Regions from separate parts of the Homo sapiens genome. Here region 1 is linked to region 2. The links are chromatin loops, found by intact Hi-C in ENCODE. Cell type or tissue: CD4-positive, alpha-beta T cell. All regions are shown on one strand. Each heading gives the region's core, and the rest is flanking DNA. Links, peaks and the distances in the headings are about the cores only.

Region 1 (5,388 bases), core at 307-5,306, 860 kb after region 2:
ATGACACTGAAATTCTGTCTCAAAAAAATTTTTTTAAATAAATAAATAAATAAATAAATTTACTTAACCTACTTTAAGTATTTTATCTGCATTTGTAAACTTAAAGTAATTAATTTATTTTGTCAAGTACTTCAGTTGTATGACTGACAAAAATTCCTTTTCAAGTATTTATGTGATTCATATATATGCAATCGATTAATCTTAAAAATATGTTAATTTTAGGTTCTTTTAAATGTCTAATATTACATTTACATTTTGAAATATTTCCACTTAAAATCACAAATGTAAGTCAATTACTTAGATCATATGTTTTAAATAAGTACTACACGACTAATATATTTTTCTTTTTTCTTTTCTTTTTTTTTTTTTTTTTTTTTTTTTTTGAGAAGGAGTCTCGCTCTTTCGCGCAGGCGGGAGTGCAGTGGCGCGATCTCGGCTCACTGCAAGCTCCGCCTCCCGGGTTCACGCCATTCCGCCTCCCGGGTTCACGCCATTCTCCTGCCTCAGCCTCCAGAGTAGCTGGGACTCCAGGCGCCCGCCACCACTCCCGGCTAATGTTTTTTTGTTTTTTGTTTTGTTTTGTTTGTATTTTTAGTAGAGACGGGGTTTCACCGTGTTAGCCAGGATGTTCTCCATCCCCTGACCTGGTGATCCGCCCGCCTCTGCCTGCCGAAGTGCTGGGATTACAGGCGTGAGCCACCGTGCCCAGCATGTTTGATTTTCTTAATCATTTCTATATTTAATTGTCAACCTACCTAGGTTTAAAATACATATTGCTTTAAGCCGGGTGTGGTGGCTCACACCTGTCATCCCAGCACTTTGAGAGGCCAAGGTGGGCGGATCACCTGAGGTCAGGAGTTCGAGACCAGCTTGGCCAACATGGTGAAACCCCATCTCTACTAAAAATACAAAAATTAGCCAGGCATGGTGGTGCGTGCCTGTAATCCCAGCTACTCAGGAGGCTGAGGCAGGAGAATCCCTTGAACCTGGAAGGCGGAGGTTGCAGTGAGCTCAGATCGCACCAGGGCACTCCAACCTGGGTGACAGAGTGAGATCTGTCTCAAAAAACAAACAAATAAAATAAAATAAAATAAAACACTTATTGCTTTAAAAAACAAAAGATTTTTCTCAAATTCTTTTGAATATACCTTCCAAAGCTGGTATTGCACGAAGTCTAGAGCCACATATTTCTACGGGGGCCAAATGCGGTAACTGACACGTGTAATCCCAGCACTTTGGGAGGCCAAGGTGGGAGGATCACTTGAGTCCAGGAGTTTGAGACCACCCTGGACAACATAGGGAGACCCCATCTCTACAAAAATTAAAAATTAGCTGGATGTGGTAGTGCTCGCCTGAGATCCCAGCTATGTGGGAGACTAAGGTTGGAGGATCACTTGAGCCCAGGAGGTTAAACCTGCAGTGAGCACAGCACCTTAGCTTGGACCATAGAGGAAGACCTCGTCTCAAAACAAACAAACATAAACAAATACCTAGGGAATTCTGTTCATAACACCACTACCAGGAGATGAGTTCCTTTTACTCTTAATATGACATGAACTTTAGAACTTAAAAAGGAGTTGTAGCCAGCCTCCAAAATAACCCCCAGAGATTCTCTCACACCTCATAGTCACTCCCTTGGGTGGATACTTCCACTCTGAACAGGGCTGACCTGGAAAATCAATAAGACAGTGTGGAAATGATGTAGAGTGACTTCTGAAGCTAGGTCATCAAAAACATTTCTACTTCTACCTTGCATGCTCTTGGATCATTTGCTCTGGACGAAGCCAGCTACTCATGCACTCCTGTGGAGCAGTCATGTAGTGAGGAACTGAGTCCTCCTACCAATGGCCAGCATTAGCTTGCCATGAGTATGAATCACCCATCTGGGAAGTAGATCCTCTAGCCCCAGCCAAGCTTTCAGATAACTGCAGCTCACACCAACATTTTGACTGCAACCTCATGAGGGATCCTGAATTAAAAATGAGCCACTCCATTCTGCCCTCTTCCTCCCCCAAAGCAACAACAACAAGGAAACACCAGAAACATCAAGCAGCTCCTAAATTCCTTCTTTTTTTTTTTTTTTTTTTTTTTTTGAGACGTTGTCTCGCTCTTTCACCCAGGCCGGAGTGCAGTGGTGCAATCTTGGCTCACTGCAACCTCTGCCTGCCAGGTTCAAGCAATTCTCTGCCTCAGCCTCCTGAGTAGCTGGGATTACAGGCGCCTGCCGCTACGCCTGTCTAATTTTTGTTTTTGTATTTTTAGTAGAGACGGGGTTTCACCAAGTTGGCCAGGCTGGTCTTGACTCCTGACCTCGTGATCCACCCACCTCGGCCTCCCAAAGTGCTGGGACTACAGGCTTGAGCCACCGCTCCCGGCCAGCTCCTAAATTCCTAATCCACAGAATCCCTGTAAAATTATAAACATTTATTATTGTTTTAAGCCTCTAAAGTTTGGAGTAATTTGTTTCATAGCAATACATAACTAATAAGAAATGCTCACATTAGCCCACATCTTTGAACCTAAATCATATCATTATCTAATTTCCAAGCCTGATTAGCTCCTATAAACCTCCATTCAGTGATTACACCATTTGTTTGGATTAAGCTATTGATTGTTTCATCTCATCCTGAATTCTTTTTCTATTCCTTCTATCTGTTAGGTCCACAATTCTACAGAGATTCTAGATCATACCTAATTCTGTGGCTTGTCAGCCTATTCCTGACACACTATCACAACTCCAAAGCGTGGCGTTCTGCTGCCACCTATCATCACAGCCTCCTCCTAGTCACCAGATTGACAGTTTATGTTCTAACAATAAAAGATGGAGGCATCTTTTTCCCAAATCTACTGCTCCACTGTTTGTGAAGTCTAATAAGCCATCTTAACATGGCTAAAAGAGAACCCTGGATTTTTGTCTATCCTCGCCTACTTTCCCCATTCTTTCACAGCCCCATAAATGGCATCATCATCCATCCAGTTGCTCATACCAAATACCTTAGAGTCATTCTGGATTCCTTTCTTCTTCTCACACCATTGGCAATGCCTTTAGACTCTCTCTCCAGATACATCCTGGATTTGTTAACTTCTCTTCATCTTCATTCCTAGCAGCCTAGACCTAGTTACTGTCTTTCACCAGGACTACTGCCATAGTCTCCCAACTGTAATCCCTGATGCTTTTCTCTGGTTTTCAAAAATCAACTGTTGTGAATAAAACAGCTGTAAACCGTCACATAAGGGTCTTTCTGTGACATATTTTATTCTCTTGAGTAAATACCAAGAAGTAAGATTGCTGTGTCATATGGTAAGTACCTGTTTAATTTTATAAGAAAGTGCCAGAAGTTGGGCACGGTGGCTCATGCATGTTATCCCAGCACTTTGGGAGGCAGAGGTGGGTGGACCACGAGGTCAAGAGATTGAGACCATCCTGGCCAACATGGCGAAACCCCGTCTCTACTAAAAATACAAAAATTAGCTGGACGTGGTGGTGTTTGCCTGTAGTCCCAGCTACTCACGAGGCTGAGGCAGGAGAATTGCTTGAACCTGGGAGGCGGAGGTTGCAGTGAGCCAAGATCTCGCCACTGCACTCCAGCCTGGGTGACAGAACAAGACTCCATCTCAAAAAAAAAGAGAAAGAGTGCCAGACTTTTTTTTTTTTTTTTTTGGTAAGGAGACAGGGTCTCACTCCCATTGCCCAGGCTGGAGTGCAGTGGCGTAATCACAGCTAAACTGCAGCCTCGACTTCCCCGGCCCAGGTGATTCTCCCACCTCAGCCTCCCAAGTAGCTGGGACTCAGATGCGCACCACAATGCCTGGCTAATTTTCTGTATTTTTCATAAAGATGGAGTTTTGCCATATTTCCCAGGCTAGTCTCGAACTCCTGGGCTCAAGCCATCAGCCCTCCTCAGCCTCTCAAAGTGCTGGGATTACAGGCATGAGCCACCATGCCAAACTATTTTTTAAAGCAGATATACCATTTCGTATTCCCATCAGTAACATGGGATTTCCACATCCTCTCCAGCACTTGGTATTGTTTTTTTTCTTTTTTAAGCCATTTTATTATGTGTGTAGTTGTAGTAGTTCTTTTTTTTTTTAAATTTGCATACAGTGAAATGTACCAATCCTAAGTGTACCATCCAAAGAGTTTTTATAAACGTGTATACCCATATAATCAAGATGTAGAACATTTTTATTACCCTCATAAATTCCCTAGTAACCCTCTTTCAGTCAATCCTTGTGCCCCTAGAAGCAGCCACTTCTATTGCTATCACCATAGGTTAGTTTTACCTCTTCTTAAACCTCATAAAAGAAATAGTACAGCATATACTGTTTTGTGTCTGGCTGGTCTTACTCAGCATAATGGTTTTGAGATGCATCTATGTTATTTTGTGTATCAGTAGTTCTTTATTTTTATTGCTGAGTAGTATTTTATTGTATGAACATATCACAATTTGTTTATCTAGTCACCTTTTGATGGACATTGGGGTATTTCCAGCAATTTCATTCGTAAATATTTACCCAAGAGGAATTAAAGCATATGTCTCCAAAAAGACTTGAACAATAATGGCCTGCTTTCTTTCTTGATTCATTACAATCCATTCTCCTTACAGCAGCTAGGGAGATCTTTTAAATAAATCACTCAAATCCCATCACTTCTCTGCTTCCATACCCTTTAGTGACTTCCCATCCCACTTAGGAGAAAATGCAGGCTGCCTACCATGGCATGTGAACCCCAGACATCAGTGAGTCTTAACTAGGTTGCACACAGGAATCCCCTGGGATCTTTTGATGCCTGGGCCCCACCTTGGATCAAGTGAATCAGAATCTCTGGAGGAAGGCCCCACATGTTTCTTAAAGCTCCCCAGGAAATTCTAAACAGCTCTCAGGTTTGTGAGGTCCTGACAGTGTGACCTGACCCTGGCCCTTCAACTTTATCACACACCACTCTCCTCTTCCTCTCAACCCTCTGAACACAGCAGTTTTATCCCCATCTCAGGGATTTTGTGCTGGTGTTTCTTCTGCCTGGAATATTCTCTACATTTTACTGTGACTTGTTCTTTCTTGTAATTCAGGTCTCAGCTGAAATGTCACCTGTTCAGACGGTTTTCCTGCTCACCTACTCTAAAGGAGCCGTACGATCCCCACAGCATGTCATCTGTTCAAATGCCCCATATCACATTTGTTTTTGTTTTGCTTTTCTCTTTTCTTTTCTCCTCTTCTCTTCTTTTCTTTCAGAGTCAGGGTCTCACTCTGTCACCAAGGCTGGTGTGCAGTGGCATGATTACAATCATAGCTCACTACAACCTAGAACTCCTGGGCTTAAGTAATCCACCCTCCCCAGCCTCCTGAGTAGCTGGGACTACAGGTGCGTGTCACCATATCCAGCTAATT
Region 2 (5,388 bases), core at 81-5,080:
TGAGACCATTAAAATTTCTGTTAGTGACAATGTTAGAATAGTTTGTTTTAGACTAAACTTCCTGCTAAGAGCACCTATCAAATCTAGGGAAAGTAATTTTTTTAATCTTTATAAAAACATTAAAGAGTTATTTTGTCAATAAAGATTTTTAGGACCAAGACCAAGGGGAAAAGGTCCAGACTAATGACTCCAGAATTTGATATTATTTTTTGTCTCAAGGCATTTGAAATCCCAAAACATATAGCAGAGCGGAACTTTCAGGAGACTCAAGGGGTTAGGCAAAATTTGGAATTTCGAGTTCAGCAGTATAGACAGGCTCTGAAAAGGACCCCAAGCATTTAGTTGTGACTCAAAATGGCTACACTCTAGGAGTAAAAGTAAATGAGAAATACAGCAATTGTCATGAAGATTGAAGCCCAGACAAGTTATTTGAATTCATAATTGAAGTAAAGTGATCTGAATAGTTATTGTCATACTCTACCTGCCTATTAGAAACTAAACCAAGTCCACTTAGGAGAGGTATAATACCATTCAAAGCATCCAATCCCCTTTATAGTTTTTAATATACAGTGTCTAGCATTTAATTTCTTAAAAAAACAGCTATAAAAATACAACATTTAATATAAACCAAGAGGATAAACCTATTATAGAAACAGGCCCATGACAAATCTAAGAAATCGAGTTATTAGACATGGACATTAAAATAAAATTACTGCGATCCTACTGGGATCATCTACCTTCTGCCAATAAAAGATCCTAGTAAAAGCTCAGAAATGGAAGTGTATGAAAAGTAACAGAAAAGATAATTATGTAGGTAAATCCAAATGAATATTGGTTGAATAAAGCAATGGTAATAATGTCCAGTGATGATCAAAATCTATTTTATGTCAAAATAGTTTTGTTTTGTTTTGCAATTGAAAGAAGGTTAAGGAAATTAAACTTACAGTGTTTTGTGTAGCCCTTGAAAACATTTTTCAAGATATATCCATGGTTTGTTAATATTGAAAAATCTACTAATCCAATAGGATCCAAATTTCCACTCTTTATGTATTTAGAGAGATACATTTATAGAGATATTTATAGAGATAAATAAAGAAAGTTAAATAAAAGGAAGATATATATTTTTATGTTTAAACATTAGGTAGCTATTCCAGGGTTCTTATGAAAGGGAGTATAAAACTGCATAAATGAACACAATTATTTTCTGTTTGGATTTACAATGTATTCTATAATGAATACTTTTATAAAGAATAGTGTGCTTCCCTTAAAAGCATTAAGCAAAAGCGTAGCCAAAAGAAAGTGGAAGTAACAATGTTTGACACATTGACAATGAATAAATTTATTATTTAAAATAATCTAATAATGAGAATGTGACATCGGCAAGATGGTGGAATGGGAAGCCCTACTCTCTTCCCCCACTGGAGACACTAACTCAACAACAATACAAGGACTAATTCCCTTTGTGAGGAATACAGACACCAATTAATAAGTTCTTAAACCTTGGGCAAACGCTGTATTGGGCAGAACCTTGGGAAAAAAAACCAGCTGCATTGAAGTGGGTAAAAAATATTGATGGTACTTACTTACTAAAGTCTCTCTCCCATCTCCTCAGCTTCTGGCTTCTCTCTGCGTAGGAAAAGACTAAACCATATGTCCAATATTCAGACTTTTCAGGATACTGCCCAAGGGACTGGTTTCTGTCTTGGTGAATCTAAGCTCTGACAGGAAAGGATGCCAGCTTGGAAGCAGCTGAGAACAAAGGTGACAGTTTAAAGTAGTAGATATTCATTTGCCATAATCTTTCCTCCACAGCTCAGCATGGAATGAGTGAAGAAAGCCCCAAACTCCCAGCTTCTTCCTGGGAAGGGAGTTAACATATGCATCCAATGTTCTGGCTAGTCGGAAGACTGTTTGAGGGTCTAGTTTCTGTCTCACCTAAATCAGACCAATGACAAGACCCAGCATACACTAGGTTACTGGCGGCCACTGAAAGCAAGAGAGTTGAGTGACTTGCTGCTACTTCAGGGGTCTCATGGAATAGGAAAAATAAGTTCAGAAGTCTTTCCCCACCGGGAAAAAAGAGTTGAGTGTGCATCCAGTGTTCTAGCTTTTGGAGAGATTGCTCCAGGAACTGGTTTCTGTCTCACCCAACTTAGAGCACTGACGGAACTTAGCAGATGCTAGAAGCCTAGGGATCACTGAGAACAAAAAGAGAACTGGGCAGCTTGAGGAAACTCCGAAGAATCTGCAGTACTGCAGGCAGACACCAGAGGGTGCAATAAATTAGAAGTACCTGCAAAAAGATATCAGCAAATCCTTCTAATATAGAATTTGCTCATACAAATCTAGAGAAGACATATCAACAGAAAAGGTTTAAGGGGTCGCAGAATCTCCAGCTGGGCTGACTGACGAAGGTCTTTTAATTTACAAAACCAGTCCTTAAATACTAGAAGAGGTGGTTGTTTTCTCAAATGTGTGGATCTAAGTGCAAAATAACAGGGAACCATGGCCTAATCAAAGGAAACAAGGACACATGATTTAATCACAGGAACAAAATAAATTTCCCAGAAATGACCCAAAAGAAATGGAATTATATAACTTTATCTTATAACAAATTCGTAATAACCATCATAAGCATGCTCAATGAGCTCAGGAACAAGATACATGAACAAAATGACAATATCTACAAAGAGATAATTTTTTAAAAAAAGCAATGAAGCAGTAGTTTGGAACTGAAGTATACAATAATTGAATTTAAAAATTCACTACAGGGCTTCAACAGCAGACTTGAACACACAGGTAGAATAACCAATAAAATCAAAGGCAAGTCATTTGGAATTATCCAGTCAGGAACAAAGAGAAAAAAATAATAATAAAGAGCGAAGAAAATGTAAGGAATTTATGGGACACTATCAAATGCATCAATATACACATTATTTGAATACCAAAAGATCAGGAAGAAAGATGAAGAAAGCTTTTGTTTAAAGAAACAATGGCTAAAAAGTCCCCAAATCTGAGGCAGGAAATGGACATCTAAGGTATAAGAAGACCAGAATGAAACCAAGAAAACCCATACCAAGACATGTCATAATCAAATTGTAAAAATCAAAGAAAGAATTTTGAAACTGGCAAAAAATGCAATTCATTATTTACAAAGAAGCTTTCGTAAAACTCTTAGCATATTCTCAGCAGAAACCTGGCAGTCCAGAAGCAAATAGGATGATATATTCAAACTACTTAAGAAAAAAAAATATTGCCATCCAAGAATAATATATCAAGTAAAACTGTTTTTCAAAAATTAAGAAGAAATAAAGTATTTCCCAGATAAACAAAAACTGAAGTATTTCATAAACACCAGGCCTACCTTACAAGAATGCTAAAAGGGGTCCTTCAAGTTGTAATGGAAGGACACCAGACAGCAACCCACAAGTAAACAAAAGTGTAAAGTATGCTGGTAAAGATAGATATAAAGATAAATAGAGAATGCTGTAATTCTGTAACAGTGATGCATGAAGCTTCTCTGAGTGAAGCATAAAGAAGAAAGTATGAAAAATACTAATGAACGGAATTCAGGGGCACAATAAAATGATCATATACCATCACCAAGTGGGATTTACCCATGAGATGCAAAAGTTTTTCAACATATGAAAATCAATCAATGTGATACACTGCCTTAACAAAACAAATAATAAAAAATACATGATCATCTTAATAGATGCAGAAAAAATTGCCAAATTTAACACCTTTTTAAAAACAATGAACACTTAAAGTAGGTGATATGGTTTGGCTGTGTCCCCACCCAAATCTCACCTTGAATTGTAATAATCCCCATGTGTCAAGGGTGGGGTCACGTGGAGATAACTGAATCTTGGGGGCAGTTCCCCCATACTGTTCCTTAGTAGTAAATACATCTCAGGAGACCTGATGGTTTTATAACCGGAAGTTCCCCTACACAAGCTCTCTTGTCTGTTTCCATTTAAGACATTATTTTGCTCCTCGTTTGCCTTCTGCCATGACTGTGAGGCCTCCTCAGCAATGTGAAACTGAGTCAATTAAGCCTCTTTCATTTATAAAGTACCCAGTCTTGGGTATGCATTTATTAGCAGTGTGAGAACAGACTAATACAGGAGGAATGGAAGAAAATTACTTCAACATATTATAGACCATGTTTGAAAACAGCTACCATCATATTCAACATTGAAGAACTGAAAGCTCTTCTTCTAAGAGCAGTAACAAGATAAGAATGCCCATTCTTGTTGTTTCTATTCAACATACTACTGTAAGTCCTAGCTGAAGCAATTAAGCCAAAAAAATAAAAAATAAATAAAAGAGAGAAAACAGAAAAAAGAAAATAAATGAAAGGCATCATAAAGGAAAATTAAATTATTTTTGTTTGCAAATGACATGATTGTAAACACAGAAAACATTAAACACTTTTACAGAAAAACCTATTAGAATTAATAAATAAATGCAGCAAAGTTGCATGACACTAAATCAATATACAAAAAAATTTCTATATACTAGCAATAAAAAGAATTATAAAGGAAATTAAGAAAACAATCCCATTTATGATAGCATCAAAATGAATAAAATACTTAGGATTTAACTAAGGAGACAAAAGATTAGTTCAGTAAAAACTACAAAGCACTGGCTGGGCACAGTGGCTCACGCCTGTAATCCCAGCACTTTGGGAGGCCGAGGCAGGAGTATCACAAGGTCAGGAGATCAAGACCACCCTGGCTAACACGGTGAAACCCCATCTCTACTAAAAATACAAAAATTAGCCGGGCATGGTGGCAGGCGCCTCTAGTCCCAGCTACTTGGGAGGCTGAGGCAGGAGAATGGCGTGAACCCAGGAGGCGGAGCTTGCTGTGAGCCGAGATTGTGCCACTGCCCTCCAGCCTGGGCGACAGAGCCAGACTCCGTCTCAAAAAAAAAAGAAAACTACAAAGCACTGCTGAAAGAAATTAAAGAAGACACAAATACAAAGAAATGCATGCTGTGTTTATGGATTGAAAGAATTAATATTGTTAAAATATCATACTACCTAAAGCAATCTATAGATTCAATGCAATCCCCATCAAAATCTCAATGACATTTTATTTTTGTAGAAATAGAAAAAAATACTAGAATTCTTATGAAACCACAAAGGAACCTGAATATCCAAGACAATCTCAAGAAGAAAGAATACGTCTGGACATCTCATATTTCCTTATTTCAAAACATATTCTAAGCTAGGGTAATCAAAACAGTATGGTACTGGCATAAAGATAGACATACAGACCATGGGACACAAGAGAGAAACTACCAATAATCCGGTCTACTTATACAGTCAAATGATCTTTGACAAGAGTGCCAAGACTCTACAATGGGGGAAAGAAACACAAA

Evidence for each region. Peaks named below come from ENCODE experiments on the same cell type or tissue, not always from the same donor. Only the 100,000 strongest peaks of a DNase experiment are listed, where the experiment ranks them.
Region 1: a loop joins it to region 2, with 18 times the contacts of the local background. A loop is called at or near these places in 3 of 110 quality-filtered maps.

Annotation. Positions count from the first base shown.
Region 1 is chr4:128,779,894-128,785,281 of GRCh38, reverse strand. No RefSeq gene overlaps it. Among named protein-coding and RNA genes, the nearest start is that of JADE1, 27 kb to the left of the region's middle. In CD4-positive, alpha-beta T cell, for the core only: a CTCF peak has its summit at 2,756; a DNase peak (open chromatin) is centred at 2,761.
Region 2 is chr4:129,638,251-129,643,638 of GRCh38, reverse strand. No RefSeq gene overlaps it. Among named protein-coding and RNA genes, the nearest start is that of LINC02466, 130 kb to the left of the region's middle. In CD4-positive, alpha-beta T cell, for the core only: a CTCF peak has its summit at 2,266 (motif pointing right); a DNase peak (open chromatin) is centred at 2,258.